Regions from separate parts of the Mus musculus genome. Here all the other regions are linked to region 1. Evidence: chromatin loops called from intact Hi-C (ENCODE). Cell type or tissue: left cerebral cortex. All regions are shown on one strand. Links, peaks and the distances in the headings refer to the core of each region. The heading gives the core; the rest is flanking DNA.

The links. Hi-C counts contacts between places; a loop is a spot of excess contacts. Peaks named below come from ENCODE experiments on the same cell type or tissue, not always from the same donor. Only the 100,000 strongest peaks of a DNase experiment are listed, where the experiment ranks them.
Region 2: a loop joins it to region 1, with 6 times the contacts of the local background. A loop is called at or near these places in 16 of 42 quality-filtered maps.
Region 3: it touches region 1 in a loop (4-fold over the local background); 8 of 42 quality-filtered maps call a loop at or near these places.
Region 4: it touches region 1 in a loop (4-fold over the local background); 15 of 42 quality-filtered maps call a loop at or near these places.

The regions. Positions count from the first base shown.
Region 1 is chr7:49,245,978-49,253,545 of GRCm38, reverse strand. Nav2 (neuron navigator 2) reads right to left here and starts at 7,357. Exons shown (of 39, transcript NM_175272.3): 1 at 6,348-7,357. The coding sequence starts at 6,605. In left cerebral cortex, for the core only: CTCF peaks have their summits at 3,350 (motif pointing left), 4,617, 5,508, 7,493 and 1 weaker place; DNase peaks (open chromatin) are centred at 5,685, 6,251, 6,941, 7,466 and 5 more places; H3K4me3 peaks cover 5,000 bases; H3K27ac peaks cover 4,823 bases.
Region 2 is chr7:49,128,902-49,136,858 of GRCm38, reverse strand. All of the region lies in intron 3 of 9130015G15Rik (RIKEN cDNA 9130015G15 gene), which reads left to right. It also overlaps a transcript of Nav2 not described here. Among named protein-coding and RNA genes, the nearest start is that of 9130015G15Rik, 29 kb to the left of the region's middle. In left cerebral cortex, for the core only: a CTCF peak has its summit at 3,933 (motif pointing left); DNase peaks (open chromatin) are centred at 3,636 and 3,891; H3K27ac peaks cover 582 bases.
Region 3 is chr7:49,185,784-49,193,740 of GRCm38, reverse strand. It overlaps a transcript of Nav2 not described here. Among named protein-coding and RNA genes, the nearest start is that of 9130015G15Rik, 28 kb to the right of the region's middle. In left cerebral cortex, for the core only: no CTCF peak of the experiment used is centred there; DNase peaks (open chromatin) are centred at 2,484, 3,341, 4,172, 4,852 and 1 more place; H3K27ac peaks cover 3,187 bases.
Region 4 is chr7:49,142,967-49,150,923 of GRCm38, reverse strand. All of the region lies in intron 3 of 9130015G15Rik (RIKEN cDNA 9130015G15 gene), which reads left to right. It also overlaps a transcript of Nav2 not described here. Among named protein-coding and RNA genes, the nearest start is that of 9130015G15Rik, 15 kb to the left of the region's middle. In left cerebral cortex, for the core only: a CTCF peak has its summit at 4,303; a DNase peak (open chromatin) is centred at 4,597; H3K27ac peaks cover 1,533 bases.

The DNA of each region.
Region 1 (7,568 bases), core at 2,569-7,568:
CAACCAACACTTTACCCACTGAGCCACCTCCTCAGCCCTGTTACAGTTGTCCCTAATCTGTCACACGGTCATGAGGAGTTGACTTCTCAACCCCCAAGAAGAATCCCGTTGGAGGAGGAATCAGGTCTTACTTTCCCTTTTCTGCCAGGAATATAGGAACAAAACGTGGTAGGGCAACCGTGACTTCACCAATGCCACATATGCAGTATACCTGATCGTGCTGAGAGTTCATTTGGAAGGAGGGACAAACCATCCTGAAGCTGTTGGGTCTTTGTCTGCAAAGCAGAAGTGAGGGCTTGTCTGCCTTGGGAAAGGGGCGCTGAGTCATGAGTCATTTTTCAAGTCTTATATGGGTGACTCGGGGGCCCCAGTGAAAACGTCTGAGTCACTTGCTATTGTCTGAGCATAGATAGAAGCACAAAAGCCTGACCAAGTTTTTTTTTTTCTCTGAATCACATGGCCCATTATGCCCAAAATGTTCTATGAATGCACTGTCCGTCCTCTCGAACAACATGACCACAAGACAGAGTAGCCATTGAGAACTGGTCCTGTGGCTATTGGTAAAACACCAAGGGGCAGCTGGCCATCAGGCCTTGGGGCACCTTACTGACCAAACTGGTCACGAGGCTTAATTCCCACTACTTAGCTAGGAGGGAAAAGGGCCTCCCTTCTGCCCGTAGAACCGTAAGCAGCCATCAGGAAGCCTAGGCAACAGGCCTGAGATTTGCTGAGTTCTGACTGGAGCTGGACTATCAGACTGGGCAGCTGCATCCCACCACCTCAAACACTGGCGGCTAAGAGAGGAGCCGTATAAAGGAGGCCTGCTGCCAGTTTAGCCTGGAGCAGAACCTTCAGTTGGGTTGCCATTTTAGGGATGGTGTGCCTGTGACTAAAATGTGGAAGTTCAGTGAACAACTCTGCAAGTCATTTCTTTGTTCAGAGTTTACTCATATTCCCAAGTCAGTGAACCAGAGCACTGCTGTGCGGTGGCCTTCGGTGCTACAAGCCACCTGTCTGTCCCTGTGGTCAGCTCTCCACTTGGGAAGCAGGTAGATGGAACACAAGCTCAGGGCGAGGCAGACACGAGCCACGGTCTGATGTTGGGTTGTCAAAATAAGCAGGACTGCATAGTCCTTGCTCAGTACAGTCCAGGCCCTGTACCTGGCATCCCACCTGTGCTATCTGACTGAATTCTTACAGCCGATAAGCATCATCACTAAAAAAAAAAAAAAAACATGTGGTTTATCAGTACCAAGTAACATGCCCAAAGCCAGGATTTGAATCCAGATCTGCTGTCAATAAAGCCTGAGTTACTGCACGGGGATGTTTCCAGCTGCTGACCAGTCTTGACCTTAGCTTCCACACACAAACCACGCCAACTGTTTCACCTTTGCTCAGTTTCTGTGTCTCATATGAAGTGACAGCGGTATAAGGGATGCTGCAGATGACCCGATAGCGAGCGAATGTTCTGTGAAGGACCCTTTCCCAGCATCAAGGCTGAATTAAGAAATGACAGTTCTTGACTCTCAGCCAAAATCTTGTTGGGCAGTGTGGGTTTGCACACCGGCTTCAGGAGACGGACAGGGGTCTGAGTAGAGCACCCCTGGTGAAGCTGCAGCCCTCACATCTTGTAAGTAAATAAAAATGGGCAGCGAGCCGGTGTTTCAAATCTTGGTCACCGAGAAAGTGTGAAAAGCAAGATGTAAACCCAGCCATTATCAAAGCTGAACTTTAGGCTGTAACTCGCCCAGCCTCCCTTTTGAAGTACGTGTGTGATTACATGTGCTCCATACTTGAAGCTTTTCCATGTGTATAGAGCTGTGTACGTGTGTGTGTGTGTGTGTGTGTGTGTGTGTAGACGTAGGCATATTTATACAAAGATGTATACACACCGAGTGATCGCCCAAATAAACCCCCTACTCTACCTTTAAAGTGTCTCTAGAGAATTAACCCAGGGGAGAGGCAGTGATACGTGAACCGTAAACATTCTCGCCTGTTGGCAGATAACCACAATGTGCATTCGTTCGCCTCCAAGAACTGAGAAAGGGGGAAAGAGAACAACCCACGGCAGAAAAACACACTAATCAAATCCACAATCAGCTCTGATGACGAAGCAAGCCTTCTAATCAAAACACAGTGGGGCAAAGCTGCAACAGGTTGTAAGCTTGGAGCTGGGCTTTTCCCAGGGGCCTCACCCACGCTTTCTTTTTAAACATCTAAAAAACGCGCACACAGGATTTCAATCACTTCTAATTTTTTTTTTTTAAGAAATAAGTTGCAGGCTGAACACGAGCTCCTAAAAACAGGAAATATCAAAGTATCATGTGAATCATCTCTTCCCCCTGCAACTGCTTCTTTAAAAAAAAAAAAAAAAAAAAAAAAGGCTAACCCTGTCCTTACCCCAAGAGGTCTTTGCCTGAATACTGGCCAGAGCCTTGTAGTCTAACACAGAGCGTATGTCTAAAATGATCACTTACATGGGGTCCCAGTTCACAACACATGAGAGACCAGAACACATGTCCTCTCAGGAAGGCCCTGGTGGCACAGTAGCAGGAAGAGGGTCAGAGGGACCTGACTGAGGCAGAGCAGCTTCCGCTGGAGGTTGAGAGCGAGCTGCGGGTCTGTAGGAGGCTCCAGGAGAGGAGGCAAAGGCTGACCCCTCTAACAGCTGTTGGCTTGCAAGTCATTGATGGTGGGGATGAGCAGATGACTGGTAAGTCACCGAGTAAACCGAAACGGGCGTGGTGGCACATGCCCTTCATCCCAGCACTATGCAGGCAGAAGCAGGTGGGTCACTGTGAGTTCAAGGCCAGCCAGGTCTACAGAGTGAGAGACCCTGTCCCAAAAGACAAAAACAAGAACGCTTTGCCCACGCTAAGGACAGTCATCTGTGTTGCTTCCCAAGGGTCAGTTCTGAGCCAGGTCCTGAAGGAGACGCCACCGGCTCCACAGCTTCTCAGGTACCCTCCGACAGAAGCCAACATGAACATCCACTGCCAAGCCTCTGCGCTTTCTCATACCCTGACCTAAAATGGAAAATGCTCAACGTAGAACATGTACGAGGGAGCATCCACTTGGGCTCTGCACTGCGAAAGGTAGCTCAGCCTCCTCTCCTTTGTTCTCCTCTTCCTCCTTCCTCCTCCTCCTCCTCTTCTTCCTCTTTCTCCTCCTCCTCTCCTCCCCCCACACTGGGCACTCTTGTCCACTGCTGGGGCCCAGCTCATCTCCTTCCTCCCCTGTGAGCCCCCTGGTCTTCTCCAGCCCTTGAGCTACTAGCCTTCCTTCCAGCATCTTGACTCCTCAGGCCCAGCACATCTTTAGCTCTCCCAGTGCTGCCCTCTGCTGGAAACAGACGTCACGCCTACGATCCAGGCTGCCAAGTCTTGTCCTCAGCTCTGCAGCAGCATGAGAGACAATGCTGGAGAGTGGGCGTGCACGGCACTGGTCCGGCACCTGATTGAGCTGAGATATCTGCTCTGCCACGCTGGACAGCGTGGATCAGTGGTGACATCTGTGGCCGGGATGCCTCAAGGTCTGGAGCTGACCAGCAGCCGCTGTGGCTCCCCGAGTCTAGCATGACAGGTAAGGGGTTCCAGTTCAAATGCTACTGACTCTGCTGCTCGTGAGGCCACTGACCTTTCATTTCCTCATGTGTAAGATGGGAACAATCACCCTTATCTCACCAGATTGTTAAGAGAATAAAAGAGAGTTATTTTGTGCAAAAAAAACCCAGAACAATCCCTGACACCTAGGAAGTACAAGGCAAGGGTGCCTTCTTTACTTTGTTATCTTAGGACATATGGTAGGATGTGGACACATACACCACACTTATTCTAAGTGCTCCTGTGGAGGCCAATGAGAACCTAACACACCAGGCATTCCACAGCTCACCCCATCCCCCACCTCCCTCTCACAGCGCCTGGTACTGTGCCAGGCAGAGTCAGAGGCCTGTCAATGCTCGTGAACAGGTTGGCCTCTTCTTAGAGGCTCCACCTTTTCTCATGTAAAGAATACTAAGTTTTTCTTAATACTCATAATTCCTGTGCCCATTTTTTTTAACAGGTGGAATCACTGAGGCCCAGGGGAGTAGTTAGTTAATGGACTAGGCTACTGAGCTAAGCATAGGTCAGACAGAAGGTACCACTGATAACCAACACTTTAAAACCTGGACTGTCAGTCACCCTGCAACCCAGCCAGTCTCCTGCCCCAAAATCCCCCAAATAAAAGAGAGGCAACGGCTCCATGGAGTTCATCATTTCCTGAGTGTCTTGTAATGATAAACATTACGTTTGGGAGCAGGAAATTACCAGGTGCTAAGTCAGCCCCAGTCCTCAAGCCATAATCGAGGGTGGATGTGCGCTGTCTGTCACCATGGGGATACCCTGTTCAAAGAAGGCAAAATCCTTTTGCCAAAGCCCCTTTGATGTCAGGGTGGGGCTATGAGTGCACGCTACATGGAAGAGCTCCTAGGAGACTCAGGGGCTGGCAAGGAGGGGCCCGCTGGGAAGCCAGGGCTGTCCACTGGAAGGTGGCCAGTTTCCTGAGCCATCCATCCAAACCACCCTCGTGATGCCCATGGAGAGTAAGAGAGGTGGAATGTGGGGTGATGGGGACAGAGGGAAACAGCGCCTCCAGGGAGTAGGGCCAAGTTAGCCACTCATGGAGATGTCTAAGAGTGAAAAAAAATTTTTTTTTTCTTAATGGAGAGAGTGGTGAATCACCTTCTCAGAGCCTGCTCATGGCAATCCTCTGCCACTGTTCCTCAGCTGAAGGGTCAACTGGGCACTAGCAGGCAGGAGTCTGGCTATGAATGAGCCCAGCGTCTGCCTTCCCTTCATTCCTACGGTCCTCCTCATCGGGCCCGAGGGCATGTGTCACATTCCCAGTCGCTGTTCCAAAACACCACCCACTTCACCCCCCACAGAGGAAGGAGGCACCCTGGTGCTCACCCTCATTTCAGAGCCCTCTGGACAAGGCCTGTAGCTCTAAGAAAAAGAGCAGAGCACACGGCCTAGCAGAGCCAGGACCCAGGAGCACTGGAGGAGATCTTGCCTTCCTCCCACACACCATCCGTCAGGGCTGTCAGCTTCCAAAAATGTTTAGCAAGTGCAGCATCAAGAGAGACACCCGCTGATGGGCGGGTGCGGGAGCTTGTGTGGGGAGGGGGCCTTCTCCGGCTCTGAGTTCCAACAGTCTGCCTCTGAGCAGCTTCTAGACCCAGCTCCTCCCTCAGAAAGGTTAGGAATGTGTTGAGCGTTAACCTCTGATCAGGGAAAGTAGGTGCCCAAAAGGTCGTCTGGTCTGTTGCTGCTTGGCCCTATACCAACTCAAGACTGCCTCCCCTTCTGGCTTCCCGGCTTCTCCTCTCCGGACTGGGACAGCCACAACAGTCAGGTCAGCCTGTCCCTAAAAGTCCCTGCTGACTGGCAGCCAAGAAAATACAGCATGGCCCTGCTCCCTCCTGCCAGAAGAGGGGGAAGGCGGCAGGGAAGGCAGGAGTCCAAGAGAAACTGATTGGCCCTTAAGGATTTCCTTAAAAGAGATTGCATGGCCAGGGCCTGTCACCCAGCCCAGTAGGGGGATTGCTTGCTCTGCCAGGAAAGGTAGAAGTCACCGTTTCTCGTTCAGCCATGCTCTTACCCACACCATCACCTCCCTAATCACCAGAGATACCAACGCTGGCAGCATAGACTACCCAAGAAGGAGGGGCTTAGCTACAGCAGCCATTCTGAGACAGCCAAGCCACCCCAGTTACTAGGAGTCTGTAGCAGCTAGCAGTTGGCAGCACCTGGCCAGAATCCCTTCTCCCTAATGATGGGGCAGAGACCAGCCATCTTCAAGCTAGGAGGAGGGTTAAGTTCAGGGCAACCACTCAGTATCCCTTGTCCTAGATCTCACAGCTGAGCCAGGTAGTACCCAACCCATCAAGGCACCAGGCCACTCCTTGGGGTTACAACCTGAGTATAGACACACATCACAACAGCAGATACCCATCCTCTTGGGGCCAAGCGCTCGGCACTGATGGCCCTTAACATTTCCAATGTCAGCATGCATTTTTTTGAAAGCACCCCTACACCTGCTCCAGCCCCATAGAAGCAGCTGGCTGCCAGCACGCCTTAGCTTTGCAGAGCTCCCCGGGAGAGCCTCTGGCACCCTGGCCAGCTAAACCCCTCCTGGCCACACCCACTGACCAATGTATCCTTCCAATCTGGCAGCATAAGGGGTATGCTTCCTCTCTCCAATCACATTATGGTAGCCTCTCCTCAAGGCAACCGTCCTCCTCCCTCATGAAGGATCATCCATCACTCCCACCCTGTAATAGTGCCCCAGCACATAGCACTGCTCACCTGGGTATCGAACCCGTTCTCCAGAGAGCTGCTCTTCAGCAACGGGAGCCCCTCCCCCGTCGGCTCCTGCAGCCCCTGCGATTTCAGGGGGATTTGGCTAGTGTAGGCCGTCTTGCTCACCTCCACCTTGCTTCCCAACTTAAGATAGCAGGGCTGAGGACCAGTCCGGGCCGGGGGCACGTGCAGGATGGGCGCGGCGCTGTGCACGGGTTTGGGCAGTCCCGATTTCATTTTGGAGGCTACCAGGATGGCCGGCATCTTCTCCCGGGGCTTTGGCTTTCCCAGCACGTCCCTGGCAGCGGCGGCGGAGGCGACCGCTAAAGGCAGCGCGGGCAGCCGAGTAGGCGCCGGGCCTCGGCCCGCGAGGCGCCCACCAACAGTGGAAGAAAAAAAAAAAAAAACCCAAAAAACAGAATCCCCGGGTCGGGGAACTGGGGAAATCCTGCGAGTGCGCCTGCCGGGTGGCGGGCTAGTCACTGCCCTCAGCAGGTCCCACCTGCGCGGATGTCGCAGCGGGAGGCCTGTTCAGAAGCTCTGGGTTCTCGGGGACCGCTGCCTCTGGCAATTCTTCTCCTGGGAAACCGAGGCGTGGACGCCCATATTAACTTGTCATTGCGTCTCCGAAGTGAGAAGGCTCCTTAGGAAGAGACACCGGCTACGGGGACGCACACGTCGCGCTCTGGAGCCTGCGGGTGTGAACCTTGGAGCAAAAGAGCAGAGGATGGGGAGACGGAGGACGCACGGAGCCCAAGACGTATCAACCGCGAAGCGGCTGTCACCCAGCAAACGCGCCACAGGGTCACCCGCGCCTAGGCAGACTCTGGGCGATCTCCGCAGACAGGTCTGTCTGGGCGTGACAGCCGATCACCGATGCTCACAAGCCCCTCGAACACCAAGCACCTGAGCTTCTGCGGCTCTGGCCATGCTCCGTGCGCTCCAGCGCAGCACGGCGGTGGTGACAGAGCGCGGGCACCAGGACGCGCAGCTGGCCAGGCTGGCAGCGCTGCGCTAAGCTGAGCTCGGGGGAAGGCAGCGCGGGCTGCAGGGCTGGACGCAGGGGAGGACCGGCTGCGGCGCGCGCTGACAGCCCGGGCCGTTCCCGCGCGCCTATTGGTTAGCCGCGGACCAATCCGCGGTCGCGACTCGCACTGCAAGGGGGCGTGGCCTCAACTCCGCGGGGCCGCCGCCGAAACTCTGGGGCCGCGCTTGGCCGCAAGTACA
Region 2 (7,957 bases), core at 2,027-7,026, 120 kb after region 1:
GTCCCTGCCCTGCCCCGATCCACTTCCCATAGAGCCTTCCTCGGGGCCACAGCTGTTCTCCCTGGCCCTAGAGCTGCACCTCCTACTGATGTTCCCCTTTCTGCGAACCCTTGGCTTACACTGAAAGCCTCCTGGCCTCCAGAGAGGAGCTGATCAAAGCCAAACCAAACCAAACCAAACCAAACCAAACCAAACCAAACCAAACCTCGTGCTGTAACCTGAAGTCTGGAAGAGGATATGCCAGACCAAGAGGACCACAGGGGCAGATTCACGTTTGTTCAGCCCCTAATTTCAACTACTATGTGTTCACTGAGCACATCCTGTGGAGTGGGCCCCACCTAGGCTGCTGCTGTGAACTGCAGTTGGGGTGTGTGTGTGTGTGGGGGGGGGGGGAGGCGTGTGCAGAAAATGACATGCATACTGAGATGCAGTGCTCTGTGGGAGAGCGGGAGGTGTATGGGGTTCTAAGGAGGTGTGAAGGGGTGTGTGCTTGGGTTGGGTGCTGGGGTCAGTGATGGGAAATCCTTCAGCACTGGGGAGGCTCTGTGAGTAGGACCCTAGAGGGCATGAGGGAGGGAGGGAGGGAGGGATGGAGGGAGGGAGGGAGGGAGGGAAGGAGGGAGGGAGGGAGGGAGGGAGGCTGTGCAAAGTCTAAAGACAGAGAAAAGGGATGTATATTGAAAGGCCTGAAATAAGCCCCATGGACAGTGAGTGACTGATCGTGGGCCTTAGAGCCGCAGCTAATGACAAAGTCTGGCCTGTTTCACAGAGGGCCCTGCAGCCACAGAGCAGTGGCAGTAGTCCATCCCATGGACCAGGAGGCAGAGCCCTCAGAACTGATGCCCTTTCAGAGCCTGCTCATCTCAAGCCAGGCATGTTATCTACCCCTCTGAGCAGAGCTGACTGAAGGGAACCCTTATGGAAATGTGGGGATGTGTCTGCAGGCTGACTCCAGGGAACAGGTTACCTTGCTCCAACCCCATGTGTGGAAAGCCTTAGTTTGGCTCTTTGGGGTTGGGTCTTCCCTCAGGATCATGCTCATTAGCACTTCCTCTCCCTTTCCAGCCATGGCTCCACCCTCCCCAGCAAGTCAATCAACTGGGTCATTTGGCAGCCTCCTCTCAAGCTACAAGAAGTCCAGTCAAAATTAAAACAAAACAAAACAAAACAAAAAAACCCAGTTGCCCGGTCACCCTGCTCCCAGTTCCTGGAGTGACTGGATGTTTCAGGAGGACCTGGGAAGCTGTCAACAGAGATAGGCTGGACCTGGATAGAAGGGGAAATATTTATTTTGCGGGGATAAATATTACAGAAAAAAAAAAACTTTCCATTCTCCGGGCTCTGACGTAGATTTTTTTTCTTACCAGGAAGGAATCCTCACTGCCTAAAAAAGGGCAGCAAGAGAACTCGTAGGTGCCTTTCACAAACCGTGTGCCTCCACAGAGTAAACCAGCACACTGGTTACAGCTTGAGTGGAAGTGTCCCCCACAGGCTCCTGTGTGTGAACACTTGATGTCATCCCCCCGGCCCTGCCCCCACCGAGTGTGGTCCTCCTCTTTTGGAAGTTTGTGGAACCTTTAGGAGGTGGGGCCGTGCTGGAGGAAGTGCATCACTAGGGAATGGCCTTAGGATTTTGAAACCTAGCCCCACTTCCTGTCCACTCTGCTTCCTGTCTGTGGATACTTGGTGACCAAAGGCGCACTTTGTGCATCCCCTGCTGGGACAGACTGCTTCACCTTATACCATGAGCCACAGGAAGTCCCACCTCCCTCAAACTGCTTCTTGGTCGTGCCATAAGAAAAGTGACCGAGGTACTGGTTAGTTCATAATGTTGCACCTACAGGGTTGCTGGAAAGAGAGGCCCACTGGACAGGCAAACTTTATATGCCCCAGTACAGGGGAACGCCAGGGCCAAAAAATGGGAATGGGTGGGTAGTGGGGGGGGGGCTTTGGGGATAGCATTGGAAATGTAATTGAGGAAAATATGTAATAAAAAAAATTAAAAAAAAAAAGAAAGAAAAGTGACCGAGACAGTACCTGTGTAGTACGTGGGAAGTCTTATCTTATGAGTAATGAGAAAGCACACGTACTTGAGCCAGGGCTGCCTTAAGGTGACCATGGCAAGTTATCTGGATTTTTCCAAGCCTTTCTCTGGCTCTGCAAAGTTCCTTAGGCATGCTACCCAGGAGACTGTCTCCCAGGTTCATCAAGGCGGGCTTTCTTTTGCCACCCTTCCCCCACACCTCCCAGCCACGTTTCCTCATGCCCAGGTGTTTTCAAACACTTCAATCTGCCTGCCGTGGTGGCTGCCAAGGGGGACAGGTAGATCTTAGCAATGGAGTCCTTACAGAGCTTCCAAGCTTATGGGTAAACCTGAAAGTGAAGGTGGATTCCAGACAAGCTAGGTTCCCCCCCCCACCCCCGCTGGAAGATTTGGATGAAGATCTCAGGAAAGGGCTAGAGTCCCCTTTCCTGCCCCAAACACATGCCAGTTCAAATGGCCACCTTAGTTACCCTGCATGGGAGTGGCCAAGCCTCACCCACAGGCCACTTATAAGAGAACTCCGCAGTATGAGCAGGTCAAGCCCAGCTCTCAGGAGAAGAAGAACAAGACACAGGGGCTCTTCCTCAGCTACCACTGAATACCAGGGCACCTGTAGTATTTCTTCAGGAGAGGGAGAGTCCCTCAGAAGGAAAGTGACATGTCTGCATGGTGCCACGTGGACTGCATGACAAGGCAGGGTGAGAGCTTGCACACAGCCAAGGCTTATTACAGTGGTGTCCCCAGGGCTGGGGGCTGGGGTATAAGGGGGATGACGTTCATTGTGCTGGCGCCACTTTCTGTGGGAAGGAGAGGACGGCACCTCATCACTCTTGAACAATATGCTTTTCCTAGTCCCAGATAGCCAGGTGACATGTGTAACCAGAGTGTCCCCTCCTCACTTTTGCACTGCTGGGACATCCCGAGCGAGGCGCCCAGGTCTTCAGGACAGGCATTTACCAGCAGGAATGTCCTCCAGCCACGGCCACAGCTCTCACCAGGCTGCTGCTGAGGCCAGGGGGAATAAATGGGGATTTTAGTCCTTTGGAAGGTTGGGGGAATGGAGACCAGCATTTTCCAGGGTTGAGGCAGTGTGGAGCAGAAGGAAGGCTTTAGGGCAGACAGAAGGGCTTACTGGACTTACAGATAGGCTCAATCAAACATGCAATGATTACCTTTGTGCCCATAAGTATGCTAGGCTCTCAATAGGTGGAAAATGCCATCATCTTGGTTGTTCACTAGCTGTGTGGCTCTGGGCAAGTCACCTGACCTCTCTGAGCCTCAGGCTTCACCTCTATGGGAGGTCTCTGAAGCGCTGGGTGTCTGGTGCTGAGGAACACACAGCAGGTACTCCAGCCATGGGCTACCTTATCCCCTCTTTTAGAAAATCGACTGGTGAGTGGAGGGCAGGCACGTCCACCCTAGCACCCCACCCATCCTCACCCTTCCAACTGTTTTAGCTAAGAAAGTTTTCTGAGAGCGCTGGGTGAAGTGCCTACCACAACTCTCCTTCAAACAGAACAGGAGGCCCCCACTCTGGAGCTCCGCCAAGAGCCTTCTCAGAAAGGCACGACAGCCAGCACTCTGCCCACGGCCTGCCAGGGCCAGACTGGGTGGTGAAAAATAAAATCTAACGAGGTGCTTCTGAGCCCTCGGGAAAGAGACTCATGGAGCGGCTCTGAGCCTGGCTTCTGGGCAACCTGGGGGAACAAGCTTTCAGCCTGTGAACATCCCCAGATATTACTATCAACAGTGTGTGCATGTGTGTTGTGTGCTGTGTGTGTGTTGGTTCTAGAACAAATGCTGATCCCAGCCTCCCCCTCCTCCCCAGAGAGCCTCCCACTCTGAGGATCCCTGAGCTCTGCTCTGAAACGCGTGTTTATGCCTCCCTCTTCTGGTCATAATTGTCATTGCACCCACCCAACCTGCCTGCAGAAGTGGGTGAGCCGGACTTGAATGTCTTACCTGCTTTACCTATCTCCCTTGCAGGAGTGGATGCTGGGCTGGAAGCTTGGCTCTTGTATGCTGCCTTGCAGTAGCCTCATTGACTGCCATATTGACAGTAGGAACAGGGAATGGCTCCAAATAATATCATAGTACCAGCTAATATTTATTTGCTTAATATTTCAGGATTGGTGACTATGTATGCTTAATTTATTTGTTTGTCTGCATCTCTTTATTTACTTAGTATTCGTGGGGAAGATTTGTTTCCCTCATGCCAATGAGTTTTCTTGATTTGTATTCTCTTGTAACCCTGAGGAGGTTTTACTTTCGCCATATCGCTACAGAATCCAGAGCTGAAGCATTCGGAAAGCAGCACACTGCCAGTATACTGCTGGGATTTGAGGCCACATAAGCCTTAGGCCAGGGAGGCTACACATTTCAGTGGTGGCTCTGTGACTTCAGAGCACATGTAGATAGCTAATGGTGCTTGTTAAAATGCAGCTTCCAGGGCCCAGGGGGTCCATGTCTGCAGTAAGTCCTGGAATATGCACTGTAGTACACACAGGGATAATGTCACCCTTGATGTATTGATTCCATGGGTGCTTTTACAGGGACTCAGGGCATCTGGAAAGATCCAGGGCCCAAATGCAGAGAGGGACAGGTGGGTAATTGACTCTGGCATAGGAGGGTCCCTCTGTGCTTAAATTCTGCCAGACTGTGTTGGTCTTCTGGCAGCTCAGAGATATATCAGGTGAGAGGAGGGGACCTCAGAAGTGATGGCGAGCAGGAAGGGACTCTGACCAGACTGTGGGATTGTACAGGTTGCTTCTCTCTGCTCAGACTGTGTGTTTCCTTCTCTTCTTTATTTTCCTCTCCCTGGTCTGCTTCTGCAATCTTCTCCCTCTTCTCTCCCTCCCTGATCCCTAAGAGTTCGCAGCATCTTGGGTATCTAGCATCTCACTTTCTGCTCTCTGATGTCCCCAGACGCCAATCAGTGTCTCCTCTGTGTAGGTTGAACACACTAGCAGGCCTTGCTCTGAGTTTTCACCGGGACAGTATTTGGGGACTCAGGCTGATGAATTCTTGCCAGCCTGGGCCCCTCACAGTTTCCCTTACAGATATGACATGGGACTCAGTTTTACATGGTCCCTTCCTTCCTGAGATTCCTCAGGTCAGCCAACTCTGGGCTGGCCATAACCAGAGCATGGCTCTGCTTTCTTTTTAGCATCCTGTCCTGATGCTGATTTATCATCCACCCCCAATCCAAGCTCCAGGGCCACAGAAACCTGAAGCTGAAAAAGAAGAAAAGTAGTAAGCAAGAATCGAGGAGGTAAGGTGAAGTTCAGCATGGCTGGCAAAGTCAGAGGCTATGTTAACGTCTTTGCTCTATCCTATAGACAGCCAGGGCCCCAGAGATGTCCTAAAGACACCAGGACCCCAAAGATGTCCTAAAGATGGAGAGGGCCCCCAAAGATGTCTTAAACACAGAGAGGCCCCCCAATGGTGTCCTAAAGACCGAGAGATTCCCCAAAGATGTCCTAAAGACTAAGAAGGGCCCAGAGATTGCCTAGAGACAGCCAGTACACCAGAGATGTCCTAAAACAGTGAGGGGTCCCCAAAGATGTCTTAAAGACTGAGAGGGCCCCAGAGAAGTCCTAAAGACTCCAGGACCCCAGAGATATCCTAAAGACAGAGAGGGCCCCAGAGATGTCCTAAAGACACCTGGACTCCAGAGATGTCTTAAAGATAGAGAGGACTCCAGAGATATCCTAAAGACACCAAGACCCCAGAGATGTCCTAAAGACAGAGAGGGCCCCAGAGATGTCCTAAAGACACCAGGACTACAGAGATGTCCTAAAGATACCCGAACTCCAGAGATGTCTTAAAGATAGGACTCCAGAGATGTCCTAAAGACAACAGGACTCCAGAGATGTCCTAAAGACAGAGAAGGCCCCAAAGATCTCCTAGAGACACCAGGACCCAAAAGATGTCCTAAAGATGGAGAGGGCCCCCAACGATGTCTTAAACACAGCAAGGCTCCCAAAGATGTCCTAAAGACTGAGAGGTCCTCAAAGATGTCCTATAGACCAAGAAGGCCCCAGAGATCGCCTAAAGACAGCCAGTACACCAGAGATGCCCTAAGACAGTGAGGGGCCCCAAAGATGTCCTAAAAACAGTAAGGCCCCCAAAGATGTCCTAAAGACTGAGAGGGCCCCAGAGATGTCCCAAAGATAGCCAGGGTCCCTGAGATGTCCTAAAGACTGAGAAGGCCCTTAAGACATCCTAAAACAGTCAGGGCCCCAGAGATGTGCCAAAGATAGCAAGGGCCCCAGTGATGCCCTAAAGCTTATAGGAAGGTCCCAAGAGCTACTCTGATTGCCAAAGGGATTTCCCACCATCCTAGAGGGCTGAGGGCTGATGTTCTAATTGCCCCTTATGGGCTTCCTATGTATAGATGCTATATAGCTGAATGGACAGTAGAGACAGGCTTGGCACAGGCTCCATACCCATCACTTGACAGAGGGTTATTATTTTCACTAGCTATCCTCTGTATAGAAATCAGTAAAATGGGCACAAAATTGCTGCTATTAAGGGATGGGCTGGAAGAACAAATGAATGAATGGAGGAGGCAGAGGCTTTTGTGGAGGCTGTGTGGCTGTGTCTCTGGGTGGGGTGGTCCTCTCCTCTGTAGGGCAAAGAGCAGTGGCAAGGAAAGCTCAGAGCAGAGAGACATTAGAGGGCTCAGATCACCTCTCCAGGAGGCCCCTTTGTCCTCCCCAGGGAGGTCAGCCTGGGCAATGAGGAAAGGTCTCTAGGGAACCCTGTGCCAACCTCAAGCCAGGCACACTCACAGGCTGGCTATGGAGTCTTCAAGTCTCTTAACCTCTATGATCCTAATGGGGCCAAAAAAGGGAGTGGAGTTCTCACATCAGAACCTCCGTGAGTGGTAGGCAGGGGGACCTGAGCTTTGAATAGCTCCAGACTGGGGAACTTGGTCACAGCAGACCAGCTCATATCTCAGGACTTCTCTAGCATCTATCTCAGTTAAACAGGGTAGGGATGAGTGAGTGGCTCCTCAAAGTCTGCCAATGGCTGGTGTGCTCTTAAGCTATTGACTGACATGACAGAGGGAGAATGTCGCCCAAGACTTTGGTGCTGATGAGAGCTGAGGTTGGCTGGATGCCCTGGATTCCTGAACCCCACATGTGTTACACCAAGGTTGGACTCAGTAGGCAGGAACCAGGGCAATTTCCTGACTTTTTTCTAAATAACAGAGGAGCCCAGCATTGTCTCTGTTCCCTGATGATCTGCCTGGTTTCCCTCTGCTGACTCTAGGGACACTCCAGTCATGCATGGCTATCCACTTGCAGATATCTGACTGGGCCAGGCTGTGGCATTACAGAAGTAGAATTAGACATAATTGTGGCCAGAGTGAACCATGAAGGGGGAACTCTGTTCTGTGTCAGCTATCTGAGATGCCTCCCTGCCTGATCTTAGGCTGAAGGTCATGCTGGGAAGGTGGATGAGGTGCCTGTCTACCCAGAGTTTACCAGTTATGCCGAGTGGAAAGAATCTGTGGACAAAGAACTCTCCAGAAGCCCTTGCAGATGGTCTCCTCTGCCTGCTGATGTACCCCTTTACATTTAAAGGCACCAAGGACTCTATTGTTTTGTTTGACCTAATGTTTCAATGGCTTTCTTGTTCCTGTGACCAAAATGCATGGCAAAACCAGCCTCGGGGAGGAAGAAGCCATTCTGAATCAAGGGTTCGGTCCACAAGGGAAATTCAGTTTCCAGCCATCAGCGCACTAGTGGGCACCCAAGGCAGAGGCTGCTCATGCCAGAGGGGAACTGGAAGCAGAGAGCATGATAGGTAGCATGGCCCTAGTATAACCATCACAGGTTCCTCTTAACGGTTCCACAGTCTATGGGCTGGGGAAGGCTCAGCAGGTAAGGGCACATGCTGCTCGTC
Region 3 (7,957 bases), core at 1,845-6,844, 59 kb after region 1:
TGGTCTTTTTATGGCTCTTCTGATGGCTGAATGTGTTTAAACGCAGAGACTGTGTCCTTGAGAGGTGAGGAGTGTTAGTAGGGCCTTTCTCTTGAGGCCCTGCCCATCTGGCCTGCCCTGGCTGCCATCACTGACCTCCTTGGTGGATATGGTCCTAGCTCTATTAGGTTTCAGGGATGGAACACTTCCAGAAAGTAGCAGAGCACAGTAGGAAGGAGACACAATGTGGACAGAGGCATGTCTCCAGGTACATACAGCCTTAGAGACAGCCAGCTGGTGTGGCATAAACAGAGGAAGATATGGGCACTGAAAACTGAGTTGAGTTCAGATCTGTAACACCCACCCACCCACCTTCTCTGGGCCACTGGTGATGGTTCTTGTTGGTGCTGCTGTTTTGTTCTTTAATTTTTGTGAACCAGATGCGTGAAATGACTTCTAGCTGCTCTGCAGTGTAACGTGGAAATGAATCAGACTCTCACCACAAAGAGCACTCACAGAAACGGAATTCTGGCCGCTTGATTCTGCTCTTCTGCCTTTCCAGGTCTATTAGAAGGCCACAGTGAGCTCTGGAGATGCTCTGCTTCAACCGTTCTCAACTTGCACCTCAGGCTGGACCCCTGCATCTGCCACGCCAAGTTCCTCTCCCATAGTCCCACTTGGACTTCTAGAAGTTCTGGCAACTAGATCAAAGCCAAGAGAGTTCTCGAGTCCCCCTTCTTTCTCATGACCTGCCCCTCTGCCATTTTCTGTCCACTTTCGGTGGCATTGGATAGTATGCCTGATTCTTCCTTCTCAAATACCTTTCATCCAAATCACAACGCTATTGGCTCTACCTGCTCACACATCCTACTCACATCTCAGACCTGCAGCTGTCACATGAGCCATCACACGTGTCCAGGAGACATGTCTCCCTTGGAGCAGTGCTCCTACAGATGAGTTCATGGGTTATGCTGGAGCCCCAGACTGTCCTATTTCTACTCCTCCTCCTTCTACCAGCAGCCTTTACTTTGCATCAACAGCCAGGGAGGACACACTAGCACATCTGATTGTATTCACTGCAGCCCCCCAATGTGTGCACTTGCAGCCCTGGTTTGCCCTACCAGGCTCTGCCACAACCACCTCTATGGTTTCCCTTCCTCTCAGCACAGGTGACCTCCTTTTTGCTTCTTCAGCACAGCCAGCCACCCTGGCCACAAGCCTTGGTTTCACACTTGATTAGCTAGCTGCTCTACTGATAAAAGCTGTGCCTGAGAGGTCCTCACACCAGCCAGCCTGAGGTGTTCCTGGGGATGGCTCATCTCCATTGTCAACTCTGGCCTCAAACCACCTGCAGTCTTCCATCTCCTCATAGGCTGGGATGTCCTGACAGCCCCTGTCAAGGTTCTGTGTTTTGTCATTTCTGTTTGCTATTTAGAGAGACACCTGGCCTGAAGCTGTGGGCTGAGAAGAGTGCAATGTGGAGAGTCCGAGTTGACGCTGCCCAGTCTCTGCAGGGAAAGCCACCCTGAGCCAGGTCTCTCAAAATGACCCCTGTCAGCTCTATCAGATGCATCAAGAGAGCTGCTGCTCTCTTCCTTCTCTGCCAGGGTCCCAAAGGAGCACAAGGCTGCTGACCCTTGTCTTTAGTCACCCTTGAATTGTCTCTAGGCAAAATGTGGGGTGGTGGGATGGCTCTGTCCAGGAGCGGCCTCCCCAGACTCAGCTCCCAGCCCTGCCAGAGAAGGGTTTATCACACTTAAGGGGTGACTTAAGCTCTGAGCCTCTGTTCCTGGTCTGTAAAATGGGGGTCATTGTGGTCAACTCCCTCACACAAGTACAAGTATATTCGAACCCACAAGAAGCTCAGGATGGGGCCTGGCTCCCAGGACACAGGCATAACCATTAGCTATTGATGTTATCCAATTCACAGCCATAGAGGGAGTAGGTTTTGCTACCAATTCTGTCCGTCTGTGTCTATAGTCGTCTGCAGATTCATGTCTATTTTCTCATATGCAAATGAGATACTCACAGCAACCTGGCAGGTCGATGCTCAGTGAATGGTAAGATGCTTGGCTCTAAGAGAGGCTTAATAGAAGCTAGTCCTGTCCCTTCTATTCCCCACTCCCCTCTGAAGCTTGTTTCTGCACTCACAGCACTCCTCTCTCTGCTGTCACACTGAATAAATGAATACGTTAAGTCAGTGCACGCAGATACTTTAAGAATCCAGGCTGGTACATTTCCCAGGTTTCTCCGCCATCCATCACGAAACATTAACAAGAGCACTTAGAGAAAGGCATCAAGGATAGAACTAAGCTCCTCCTCAGCTTGGTAGCTCTTGTGCCAAGTGTCACATGCTATTAAGGACAAGGGCAGGAGAGGCTGAGCTGAGAGGGGAGTCGCTAAGAGTGGCGGTGGGGTGGAGGAAGGATGGTGCCTGAGAGGCTGTGAAGGGCTGGAGCTTGCTGCTGGATAGCCCTCAGCCTTCCCTGGAAGCTTTCACAAACAGAAAAGCAATGTTCTGTAGACTGAAGAGAGACAGCAACACCCCAAATGCTCAATGGCTGAGCAAATTGTAGCCTGTGCAGATTACCCAGCATGTCGCAGCCTGGAGGGAGAGAGGAGTGAATTTCCATGTGCTGCCATGGAAGGCACCTGGTGAAAAGGAGAATGCTGGCTACAGTCCGGCTCTCTTTGTGCTGGGAAGTTCTATGGCTGTACATGAACACAGACACACATGGATGTAAGAGCAGGACTACAAACAGCAACGGGCACTGGGGGTAGGGGGCGGGGGGGGGGGGTGGGACTGGGCAAGGAAAGCAGCCCAGAGCAGTCACTTGGTGGGGGTAGGTGCTGAAACTCTGCTTCCCCCTTTTGGTTACATACAGGTCTCTGCTAGTGATTGTTTTGCACATGCATTGCTTTGGAAGATGAGGGGAAATGAAACAAAGTAAGAAAGGAGAAATTAATTCTGCAAGGGGCCTGTGATTGGGCCAAAGATCCCTCCAAGCCCTCTGGCAGCACTCCAGAGCCTGTTGAAGATGCTGAAGGAAGGCTTCCATTAGCTGGGGGGAGCAGAAGGGCACACAGACAGTATATCTGGCAATTGGCTTCTCTTAATAGGCTAACATGTTAGATTCAGCTCATGCATTGATTTAGTGGGTAAGATCCTTCTCTGTCCCAGGATGCTTTCACCACCCAGACTGCAGCTTTGCCTCTTCACTCAGGCACCTAGGACCCTTCCTCACAAGACCTATCCAAGTAGAGCTCCATCATTCTGAGATTGGAAAAAGGCATGTTTGGTTTTGTTTCATGACACACCCTGCCAGAAACGGTGTTTAGAAACAGATGGCATCTGCCAGGACTCCCATCTGCTCTGTCCTTCCAGGAAGGATGAAAATAGATGATGGGTTCATCTTCCCAGCTTCTGTTTCCAGAAGGATCCTCTATGGTCTTTTCAATCACTCAGGTTACCAATAAGATCCTTGTCCTGGGCGTTCATCTTGGTTGCAGTCACCGTTTGACATACTTTACCTAAGTACGTCTTTACAATGAAAGTTCAAAGCCAATGCAAGATGTTTCTTTGGTAGATGTGGACACCAAGGCCTGATAGGCAGAGGGTAAAGGGTGGGGGAAGCACTCTTAAATTCTAGGAAAAAAAAAGCCTCACCCCCAATGGTCCAAGGCCACTCTCTCCAGCAGATGCTCACTATAAACATGGCACACAGCCTTGCCAGGAGTATTGGCATCCTTGTCACCTGTACCCCAGGGATGTGCATTCGAACCTCTTTCCCCTTAGGGGCCTGGTAAACTAACAATACCTGAGTTTAGCTACCACTTAATCTACCTCCACACAGCCTGCCCCCCCCCCCGAGAAAACCCATCTGCCCTGGAGAATAGCCATGAAGGACATCTTCCAGAAAAGCTCCCCAGGGTTACAGTGGGTCCACACAATGTGCCTGCTCAGTAGAATGGAGTGGAATAGATGTTTATTTCAGGAGCCCCGAGACTTGGACTTAGACAATGATGCTTCGGCCCCTTGTGACCTGAGCAGGCAGATCTCCCTCTTTAGGATAACTGCACTAAGCACTGATTTACACAGAATAAAATGCACCATTGGAAGTGTTTCTAAAAATGTGTGGCTTCTGTCGCTGCTGCTGCTGCAATCCGGATATAGGTGTTCCCGTTACCCCAAAGGCTCTCTGAGCTTTCATTCCTAGAGCTTAAATTTCCCTTTTATAGAATTTTGCACAGATGGAATTATTCTACATTCAGATTTTCTCCTTGGCTTCTATCTCCCAGTATAATGTCTTTAAGATTCATTTATGTTACTCATGTGCCTGCCTGCAGGTTGGTCCTATTCATGGCTAGATAGTATTTCACAGTTGAATGTGTAACAATGAGTATATTCACTTTTTAATTGTTGGGCACTTGGCTTATTTCCAGTTTGGGCCTATAGCAATTGAACCTGCTATAATCACGGGTGAACAAGTCTTTGTGTAACTGCCTGTGCTGGTATTGTTTACCTAAGTCCTTAGTTTGGAAAGGTTCAGTCATATGGAGGTCTGTTTCCTTGCTGAAGGCATCCATGGTAAGATACCACAGTTGAGAGCTTTGGAGCCCAGAATTCTAGAACCAGAAGCACCAAGCTCCTTCCAGGACCTCTCCAGGAGGACTCTCCTCTCCTTTTCCAGCTTCCTGCAGTCCCTGTCCCAGCCCTCAACCTGGGCAGCACATCTTTATGTCTGCTGTGTGGAAGAGACCCTGGGAGATTCATGTCTCTCCAACCACCAAAGAACCCAGTGAACTGCCCAGACACATGTCCCTGGGCCCAGTGCTGATATAGGACATGTCTGAGGCAGGACAGTCTACAAAGTATTCAGGCTGTATTCTCTCCAGGACCCACGAAGCAGCTGTGATCTATAGCTTCTGCTGAGAAAATCCTCCCACTGTGGCTGATTTCATGCTCCTGTGTGCCTGCATAGAGGAGTACATTGAAAAGAATTATGCATAGCAAACCAATATGTGCTATTTCATCTGCATGCCTAGCCTGGGCCGTAGCAGAGCCGAACGACTCCAGTGGTGCAGGCAGCAACAACATCGCTGAGAGTGATGAGTCTGGGGGATTTACAACCTTCATTTTTTAATGTAAAAGCATCTACTTGTCAGGCAATAAAATTTAAATTTTAATAATAACTGTCTTTAAAAAGTAGCCCACAGGATTCTTGGAAAGTGAGCAGTCAGCTTTTGCACTGGAGTATAAGCCCAGCTCTAGTATCTACATGCCACACCACATCAGCCACAGTGCCTAACAGAGAGGCCCCATGAACACTCACAGGGAAACTCACCAGCCACCTGAATCTCAGGGTTGTCATTCTATATAAGGAAAAGACAACCACTATCTCACTGAGGGGCAGTCAAATGTTGAAGTCCTAGCACCATGTCTGGCCCTTAGTAGTTGATCTGTGAGCATTCCCAAACTTCTGGATCAGACATTGGAAAAGAGAGGGATGGAAGCCATATGAGAGACCCTCATCTCAACCTTTCAATAGTAGGAAGGGTAGGTCAGATGGTTGGACTCTCTCCACCCATTCTGTGTGTGTCAGTGGCTAGGCTCCCCACCAAGAATTGATTGGCTGCCGACAAGTCCAGGTTCAGAGCAGAAAGATGCAGGTACAAGCCTGTTCCTTGCTCCAATCCCTTGTTGCAGAAACTAGCCAAGCGACTGGGCCTCCCTTAGACAGATGAGACCGATGCTGTCTGCCTCATGGGGTTATAAGGATGGGGGTGATGCTGATGTTAGCAAAGAGGGGCCCAGGTTCCAGCTGTCCAGCAGGGGTTGATTTTGTCCTGCAGTTAGGGGTTTAGACTTGCTGGCTTGGGAGGATGGAAGAGGTGGAACCATACAGGAAGCAAAGGGGAGATTTAACCCCGGGTATGATCTGAAGCCCCCTCCACAGTTTGCCTTGGTGACAACAGTAAGAACATCAGCTTCTCTATGTCTACTGGGAACCCATCTTCCTATGGAATACAACGTGCAGGTTTGTGTGTGCTTAGCCCTGCTCTTAGCAGGACTGTGTCTTCTGCATGCCCCTGGCAACAGAGCAATGGGACTCTCAGCACACTGACCACGGCAGGACAGCAGCCAGCACAGCTAAATGCACAGCCCCAAAGGATAAGTGCCAGTGCCATTCAGCCTCTATTTGGTGCAGAAGGAGCTGGCATATCTGAGAATCGCTGCCACCTCTCTGTAGCAGTCTACAAGTTGGGGTGGGGATTTCTTTCTGCAGTGTCTGAGGACAGATGAGCCACAAAACAAGTCAGAACTGAGTTCAAGTCCTGGTTCCACCATATTCAAGAGTGTGACTTTTTTTTTTTTTTTAAGTTACTCCACATCTCTGGATGCAATTAAAAGCACGTGCTTGGAACACGGCTGCTGTTTGAGAATTTGAGCTGATCTCTCGCAAGCCTCTCAAGCTACTGTCCTCAACTTGGAAACATTCTCAGACACAACCCGTCCTGGGAAGCCCCTCCCCCCAGGCTCTGCCCTCTAATTCTGCCGAACCTAAGGTCCCTTCTGGCAGTGTGGGGGACACGGCACCCAGGACTGTAGAGATTCAGGTCAGACAGGCATCACCTCTCTCCATTGCTTGCCATGTGTGGTTGCCCAAAGCCCATCTGCGTAAAATTTCCAAAGCAGGGAAGCCAGCCAGCTGGGTCTCTGTGGCCTGTGACAAAGGGGCCTGTTGTAATGATAAGAATATTTGTATCAAAGATAGACTTCCCATCGCACATCTCCAGTTTTTCTCATAGCCCCTCAAGGTCAGTTGCAGACCATCAGAACACAAGCCATGTCTGATTCCGGTGACCCCCAGAGATGCTGGGTGTGCATTTTCTGGCCTCTCTCAGTAGGCATTAGCATTTCTGCTGACAGGGCTGAAGGCTCAAGCCTGGGCCTCTTACTTAACCTAATTTACAACACCGTGGGATAACCATCCAGGTGGGTTCAGGTCTAAAGACAAGCTTGGGGTCAGGTGCTGTCCCTAGCACAATGCCATATCACTGTCCTGGCAGCCAGTAGGACTGTCAATGACACCATGGTACATAGAAAAACCTATCTAAGTCCGCTGTCCCAGCCTCAGTGGATCATTGGAGTCAGATTTGGGTTTTCTATTTATGTCCTGTTGTTTATAAGCTGTGTGACCCTGCAAACCACATGACCTCTTTGTGCTTCCATTTCCTTAGCTGCAATAGCTCTTTCTATACCCAATAAGAGTTGTAGTCATGATCACACGAGACATGCTTCTGAGTCCAGTAGCAAGTGACTGACACACACATAGTAAAGGCTCAGTAAATGTTAGTTCCTCTTCTTACACCATCAGCCATTGATATTCCTTGTCATACTCTATTGATAATTAGTTACCAGACTAGGAGAGTCTATTCTATTCTTACAGCCTTGAACTCCTACCAGAGTTGGATGGCTAACCTTGATTGTCAGCCTGACTGGATTGAGCGATACCTAGGAGATTAGTAAAGTAAACGGTGGGTGTGTCTATGAGGGCACTTCCAGGGATAATTGACATGTGCGACAGCGACTGAAGGGGAAGGACCTTCCCTGAAAGTAGAAAGCACTGTCTGATAAGCTGGGAGCTTGGATAGAACTGAAGGGAGGAAGGGAGAAGGCCACTGGTATAGGCATTCTCCTCCTATTCTGCTCCTTGACCATACGAGGTGAACAGATTTGCTCTTCTGCACCTCTCCAGCAAGAAATTGTGCTACCACCAACTTGACCAGAAACAGTTGTCTAGGCAACCATGCCCAGAAACTCTCAAAGCTGTTGGCCAGATAGATCCATTCTCCCCCCTAAGTTGTTTCTGCCTGGCGTCTCAGTGATAGAAATCTAACACATGACACTGTGGCAGACATCACTAATCTATCCCTTCTGGGGCACACAAGGCACTGCGGAAGACATCACTTATCT
Region 4 (7,957 bases), core at 1,316-6,315, 100 kb after region 1:
CCAAAACTATGGAGTCTATGAAGACACAAGATAATAATCTAGCATGCTCTGTGTGACTATGGCAAACATTGCTAATCAACCACAGTACGCTTCCCTTTGGAACCCAGCTCTGGGCTGCCATGCTCAAGTGTGTTGGCTCCTGGACTGGCTTGTTTTTGCTATTTTGGATTAGATGTTCTCTCATTCGTTCTGTGTTTTGAGCCAGGATCTCAGTAGCCATAGGCTGTTCTTGAACTTGAACTTACCGAATAGCTGACTCTGGTCTTCAACTCCTCAACCTTGTGCTCCTACCTTTGAATGCCACCATATTCCACTTAAAACTTTTACATTGCTCTTCGGTAAAAGCAACTTATATGATGGATGTGTAACTAAAAATGCCTCTCTGGAGGAACCCTGTGCTCTGAATTCAACAGGCATGCCTTAGAATTGGCCTGGAGTCTCAGACAAGGGAATAGAACTGAGGAGTAACATAGCCAGTCAGTCTTTACACACATATTTACTGAGCCCCTACTGTGTGCTTAATGCTGCTCTGGGGGGGGGGGCGGTTCACATACAGAGGTATTGACAGTCTTTGTGACCACCTAGGTGCTATTCCACTATATTTAATCTCTATGGCATCAGTTTCGGTCCATTTGTTGTTCTATACATAATATCCTTCAAAACCCATGTTACTCTTCTTCCTTTCCACCAAGAAAGGTCAGCCATGGACTATAATGGGAGGGAGAACTACATTCTTTTCATTAAGATCTGGGTGTGCCCCAGACTTTCTGTGTTAGCGAACTGCCTGTTAACCTGACTGACACACTTGCTATGTGATATCAGGCTCCTTGACACACCTGTCTAGTGCATCTTCATGGCTCCATGCCTGCCTTTGGAAAGAGTTCTTGTGTCTTGGGAGGTAAAGTACTTGCTATGTGAACACGGGACCTGTGTGTCCTGCTCTCTAGCATGCATGTAAAAAGCTGGATGTTGAGGCATGTCCCTGGAGTCCCAGAGCTGGGGAAACAGACAGGTGGATCCTAGGAGTTCACAGGTTCGCCAGGCTAGCCAAGTTAATGGGCTCCAGGTTCAGTGAGACTGTCTCAAAAATAAAGGTGGAAAATTAGAGCAATTACGGGAGAAACTTGATATCAACTCTGGCCTCCATACGCTCACATACATGAACATGCACACATGTACACATGTGTACACATACATATACACACACATGAACACATTCAGTTCTTGAACTCAGGTCCCCAAGGGAACCTTTCACCAGCTGAGGTCCAGTCCCACCTCCAAGTCAAATGCTTCCAATTTCCTTTCCTAATTTTTGAGACAGGATCTCACATGACTTGGGATTATCTTAAACTCACTATATAGCTAAGAATGGCCTTAACTCTGGACCCTTCTGCTCCCACCTCTCACATGCATGGTTTAATATGAGTGTATCACTATGCCCAACTTCATGGAAGAGGTTGTTAAGAGGAATTAAAATGCTGTGATAAAACTGATTTTCCAAGTGTGGTGGTTTGAATATGCTTGGCCCATAGTAAGTGGCACTATAAGGAGGTGTGGCTTTGTTAGAGGAACTGTGTCACTATGGAGGTGGGGCTTTGAGGTCTCATTCATATATATATATATTTTATATATATATATATATGTATGTATGTGTGTATATATACATATATGTATATGTATGTGTGTATATATATGTATGTATGTATATATATACATATATGTATATGTATATGTATGTATGTATATATATATATATATATATATATATATATATATATATATATATGCTTAAGAAGTCTGGCCAGTGTGACATAGTCTCTGCCTGCCTGAAGAAGATAGTCTCTTCCTGACTGTTGGATCAAGATGTTGAACTCTTGACTCCTCCAGCACCATGCCTGCCTGGATATTGCCATGCTTCCCACCATGATGATAATGGATTGGACCTTTGAAACCGTAGGCCAGCCACAACTAAATGTTATTCTTTATAAGAGTTGCCTTGGTCATGGTGTCGCTTCATAGCAATGAAACCCTACGATACCTAGTCTGATAGAAAGCCAATACCTCCTCCAGAACACCCCAAGCATTGTCCCCTTCCCTGAAGATCAGTATATGCACAGGATAATCCTCCAAGCAACCAGAACCCCTCCATGGAGGTTCCAGCCCTAGCTTTCTGTGTGCAAGTAGAGCAATATCCACTTGACACTGAGAAATTAGCAAATAACAGAGGCCTAGCTTCCATCTGGGTCAACAGCACAAGTCAGCATGGCGAGGCCCATTCTGAAATTTCCTAGCTTTCAAAGTCAGGCCATCTATATGGAACAGAATACCCAAAATGACCCAGTTAGAGCCAGAGCCAGCAAAGTGCAGGTTTCTGAAGACACAGATCGGTCTCAAGGCCCAGCATGGCTGGGCTGGCTTCCTGGGCTTCATTACTTCATCACAGAGCAGAGGCCAGTCAGAGCTTCCTGTTCTCAAGGCAGAGCCCACCAAGGGCCTGTAGTCAGCCAAAATGAACGATTCCCATGCAAACTCTGAAAACTGTACCTAAAACAGGCCCTCTGGAGGGAACAACAACTTACACTGACATGGTCCTAAATACACGGTATATACTGTTGCGTTTAATCGTTGTTACCTACTAGGAAGGCTCTGTTTCCCTCCTGTCTCCTATATAAGGAGAGTAAGGTGTGGAGAGGGGAGCCTATATACTCAAGGGTACATGGTTCAGTGAAGACCAGGGTCAAGGGTAAAGATTTAAACACAGATCTGCTATTATTCTGTGTGTACCGTGTGTTTCAAGGAGCCTCACTCTGTGCAGCCACATGAGCTGTTCTGAGAAGGACAAATGACTGGAGGTCCCACAGGACATGTTGTTGTCAGTAGGAACCAATGAGGGGAGCCAAGTCTGGGAAAGCATTGCAGTGTTTCAAAGAATCAAAACTCCGAATCCCTACCACTGGATTTACAGCTCAGGTTTCCATGACACCACTTTCTGCACTTACATGTGGAATGTAACATTTGTGGACATTTTTGGCCTTGTAGATCTGGGGCTAGAGGGTCACATCTGGCCAGATGGGGTTGCTTTTTTTTTTTCTTCTTATTGACTGTGACCTTATCGGTTCCTTGGGAGGTGAGTTGATACCCAGCAGAGTCTAGATGGCTGCCAAGTCTAAATCCTCTCCTGGCTGGCGCTTTATGGAACAAGACTGCCAACCCCCATCCCGGCTAGTAAATCCTGTGAGAACAGAAACAGAGTGCCCCCGAAACGCTTGGGGGCATGCCCAAGACTACTCAAACATCTGAGACAATAGTACGGGTACCCAGAATGTAGAATTTTGACAAAATAGAAATCCATCCCAAGAAGTAAAGCCTCACAGCAATGTACGTGCAGATGTGCAAGCTGTCCAGTGTGTTTCTATACAGGGACTATAGAGGCAGACTCACAACCTCCCATCTGTGAGCCACAGTCATCACATCTGTCAAATGGGTATAATAACTTAGTGGGGCTGTTACAAGGATTTGGCATAATTTAAGTAAAACCCTGTTTTTTTTTTTTTTATTGAAAATAGATTTCTTTCATTCAGTATATTTTGACTATGGTTTCCCCTCCCCCTACTTGTCCCAGTTCCTCCCCACTTCCCCCTCCCCCATCCAGATCTACATACTTTCTGTCTCTCCTTCGAACACAGGCATGTAAGGAATGCTAATAAAATAAAATAAACCAAACAATTTGGAGTAAGACAAAAACAACTAAACAAGAAAAAGAGATAAGAAGCACAAGAAACAAATACAGACCCAGAGACACACATCCGCATACATAGGAATCCCATAAAAACACGAAACTGGAAGTCATAATAAAGACGCATAGGGCCTATAAAAAATGCTCTAACCTAACATTATGAGGCAAAGAATCTCCAAAGATGCCGCTGAGTTCATTTTGTGCAGCCTGCCCTTAAGAGTAGTTTCCCCAGCGATGGTTCCTTGGAGAAAATTAAACTTTCAAAGTTAGCTTCAGGTTAGATGTGGGGTCATGTGTCCACTTCTCCTTTCAGCTCTAGGGCCTGTCTGGTGCAGACCTCTGCAGAGCCAGTGCACGCTGCCTCAGTCTTCCCGAGTTCACATAAGTGCCAGTCCTGTTGTGTCTAAACGGCCAAAATGTGAGTCCTGATATCTCTGGACTCAACCCCCCACCCACAACTCTACTCCTTGGGAAGTTCATGTCCTTTTAAACTCTCAGTGACAACCAGCCACACTCTGAGAGCAGACCTGGCTGGCTGCAGTGGCCTGGTGCGACCTCTGGGGCTAGGAGGCTTCCACTGATGTCTTGCTGGCTCTCTTTTCTCCCGCAACATCAGCATCAGCATCAGCAGCACCTTCTGCAAGTGAGCTGTTAGGACAGCAGCCTGCACACAGTGTTAGCTGATGAAAATCCCAGCTCATGAGAGCTAATGGCGCAGCAGTTCTGGGAGGGTACACTAAGCTCGAGATGAGGACGCTGCTGTGAGCATCACTCGCAGCCACAAAAGGAAATGCTGGCCGAGGACGTGGGAGCAGGGCTGGCTGGCTGGCAGGGAAGGGCGTGTGGCTGGATTTAACAGCAGGGGTAGGAAGCATTTGTCTTATTGTAAAATAGATGTGCATTTGGGAGCAGAAATGCTCTCCCTCTGCGGGCATGAAAAGCCCTGAGCTAAACGAAATGCTGCCGATTTTGAGTCTATTTTGGGCGCCTTGTCGCTAATTGTGTGTTTCCGAGGCCTGTGCACATGCTGCCTGCTCAAATAGTTCCAACAATGGAAGTGGAATGAATGAGCATCCCCCTGCTGCCATTGTCACAGCACAAGCAGTCCCCAAGGCCAGCCAGGCCCAAGGTTGCTCCACTCTTCCCTCCCTTGATAGGTGCCCACACCCTCCCTGTCCCCACAGCACTTGCTGGAACCGACTGAGGCTGCCTCCCCTGTGCCAGGAAGCTATTTACAAAGGAAATAACTCTGATAAAAGGGATAAAAATAGCTGGCAACGATGGAAAACATTTTGTTGAGCGATCCGTTGACACGAGGGGAAATGGAGCTGTGAACAAGATAGGTGGTGACAGACACAGAGGGAGAAGTAGCCAGGCCATCATAACGCAGGAGTAGCTGGGATAGGCAGGTAGCAGGAATGGCTCACGTGGATGTTAAGCCCCAATCTCTGCCTCTAGTTTCTGCTTTTCCTTTAGCCTTAGAAACGTGAAGGAGGGCCAACTGCAAGCCCCTTCCCTGGGATCTATGTCTGTGGATGGGTGCATGTGTCATGTGGGAGGACACCAGGCAGGTGCTGGGCTTCTGGAGTTCAAGGCTACCAGTGTACCAGAGCCATCATGTTGTAACCCCGTGACCTTGGACTAGCTGCTTGACCTTTTCTGAACCTCTGAGCCAGCAGGTGACAAAGAGAAGCATTAGGCCTGCATCATGCCCTGTGGAAACAATATGTGCACATGACACCTTTTCTGAGCCATGGAGACATTAGATCTATCTAGTTCTCTGGACCTACCATGGGGCTGTGGTAGAGAGGAGATTCTGAGAAAGTCACAGTCTGCCCTTCTGTCTCACACAGGTAGTGAAGAAGATGCCCAGCTCAGGCAATAGGTCCAGGTTTTCCAGATCTTACATTGGAAAAAAAAACCTTTCTAACAAGTTAAATACATGCAAACTAATCACACTCAGATATTTGCATAAATTAATAAGCAGTAAGTATATAGCATAGCAATTTAAACACAATATCCCCAAGTGGCTATGTCAATACACAGAAATGTGAACAACAGCTATTTCTGGGGGGGGGGCAGAATTGTGGGAGGTTGGCATTTTCCCCCCAAATTTTCTACAATTAGTATACAATATGTATTTATTTTTTTAATCGGAAAAGAGGCAGATGAGGAGGACAAGAAGAGAGTTGCCTCGAAATATCACAGAGAAGAGGAATCTGGATACTGGCCTCAGATTCTGCTGAGAGCCCTCCTGGGACTGAGGAGTCTGAGAGTCACCAGGTTTCATGCCTACTTCAGTAAATGCTCAGGAAAAGAGGACGGGAGGTGGAGGAGGTTGGGGAAGAGGGAGGTAGATAGGTAGATAGGAAGGGAGAGGAAGGCAGGGGTGTGTGTGTATGTGTGTGTGTGTATGTGTGTGTGCACGCATGTGTGTGTGTCCAACATGATCACTTCCAGCCCCAGCCTCGCTGCTTGGGAAGAGGGATCATTATGGAACCCACAGAAAACTTCCAAGGCTGGCCCAGGGCTGCTTGGCCCTCCAAGGCAAACATGGATTTACAGCCTGATGCATGAGCGATGGATGGAGAGTAGGCAGGGATGCAGTCTTTCCTGAGCACCTGGACTGTCTGCGCCACAGAGCCTCTTCAAGCAGAGAAGAGTGACCTGCCTCAGCACACACCAGTGTTAACTCCGCACCCATGGCTGTTCTGCAGGAGGTGGCTGGGGTTACCACTGACATCCAGGTAGGGTTTGGGAATATTCTCAGTTTCATGTACTTAGTGGCCAGGCCAAGACAAGAATAAAAGATCTTCCAATTCCCGTCCCTCATCCTCCTGTGATGGAAATAACCTCACACACTGCCCCAAGGATTACATGGTCTCCCCTTAGACCGCAGGGTGTTGGTAAACTGAGCCCCGTTGCTTAATGTGGGTCTACCCAGATCTTTCAGACAGTCAGGGCACATCCACCAGCTGCTTGGCCATTAATTAGTCTGCCACCCCCTTGGGTGCTGAAAGCAAATCAAACGCCTGACTCGGGCCCTTGCCAAGAGCCACCCCCACAGCAGGCAGGTGAGGAGCGATGGGCCTTCTGGCCCTGCGTGATGCTAGCTCAGAAACCACCCAGGGTGGCTCCCTGACAGGCTGGAGGAGGGGAGGACAAAGATATCACTTTCTGTCCTTGGGCTTTGCCACCTGTGAGCAGGTGAGCCTTTTTGCCCCGCTGTGCCCTGGATGCTAAAGCTCAGGCCAATGAAAATGAAGTAACAAGCTTTAGCCAAGGCTGGTTGCAGGGACAGCTCTGTACAGGTCAGCTGTTCCTACTGATGTCACCTGCAACAGGTAACTTCTAAACTCAGGGGCCATCAGCGAATCCCCCCTCTCACATGTAATCTACCATCATTTTGAGACCTACTGTGTGCCTGAAGGTGTTCTGTGCTTGGAGAAGAGGTGAAGAATCAAGTGTCCACAATCCTTGAGAGATTCTAGCAAAGGATAGGTAACCAACCAAATGAATGAATGAATGAATGAATGAATGAATGAATGATACCAGTGTCAGATGAGGTGCTAAGAAGATACAAATGGAGGGTGGGGAGGTGGGGTCTTGAAGGGAGTAATGTCATGCTTTGAATATGAAATGCCCCCCACCCCAAAGGCTGGAGTCTGAAATGCTTGGTCTCCCTCCAGTGAATGTCAGAACTTCCTCCAAAAGTGAAGCAGGTGGCTCTGAGACATTTATTCTGAGAAGACACCATGGCTCCTGGGACAGACCAGGGTAGTGCAGACAGCAGAGGGTGGCCTTGCTGCTACTGCTGCTGCTGCTGCTGCTGCTGCTGGCACCATTTACACACATACCTGAGGTAGCAGCAGGAGACCATCTCACAGGGAAGCTACAAAACTGGCTAAAAGGCTTACCGCCCATCTACCTCCGTTTTCTTATCTTATATAGGGATACTTGTATCAAAACATGCTTCTAGAATTAAACATGAAACAAGTCAGAGTCTTTATAAATGAGGCGTTAATTTGCCTAATTACTCGAGGAAATTGTGTGATTGGGCTGACCCTCATCAAAGGTAGCTCCCAGGACCGGCAAACTGTGGAGCCAATATGGGACAACTGCCCACAGATGCATCTGGACAGGATATAATCTCAACGCCTTATTTGGGGCATCCTTTGTGAGATTTCATGAGGATGCTGTCCTGCTCTGGGATTTGACATG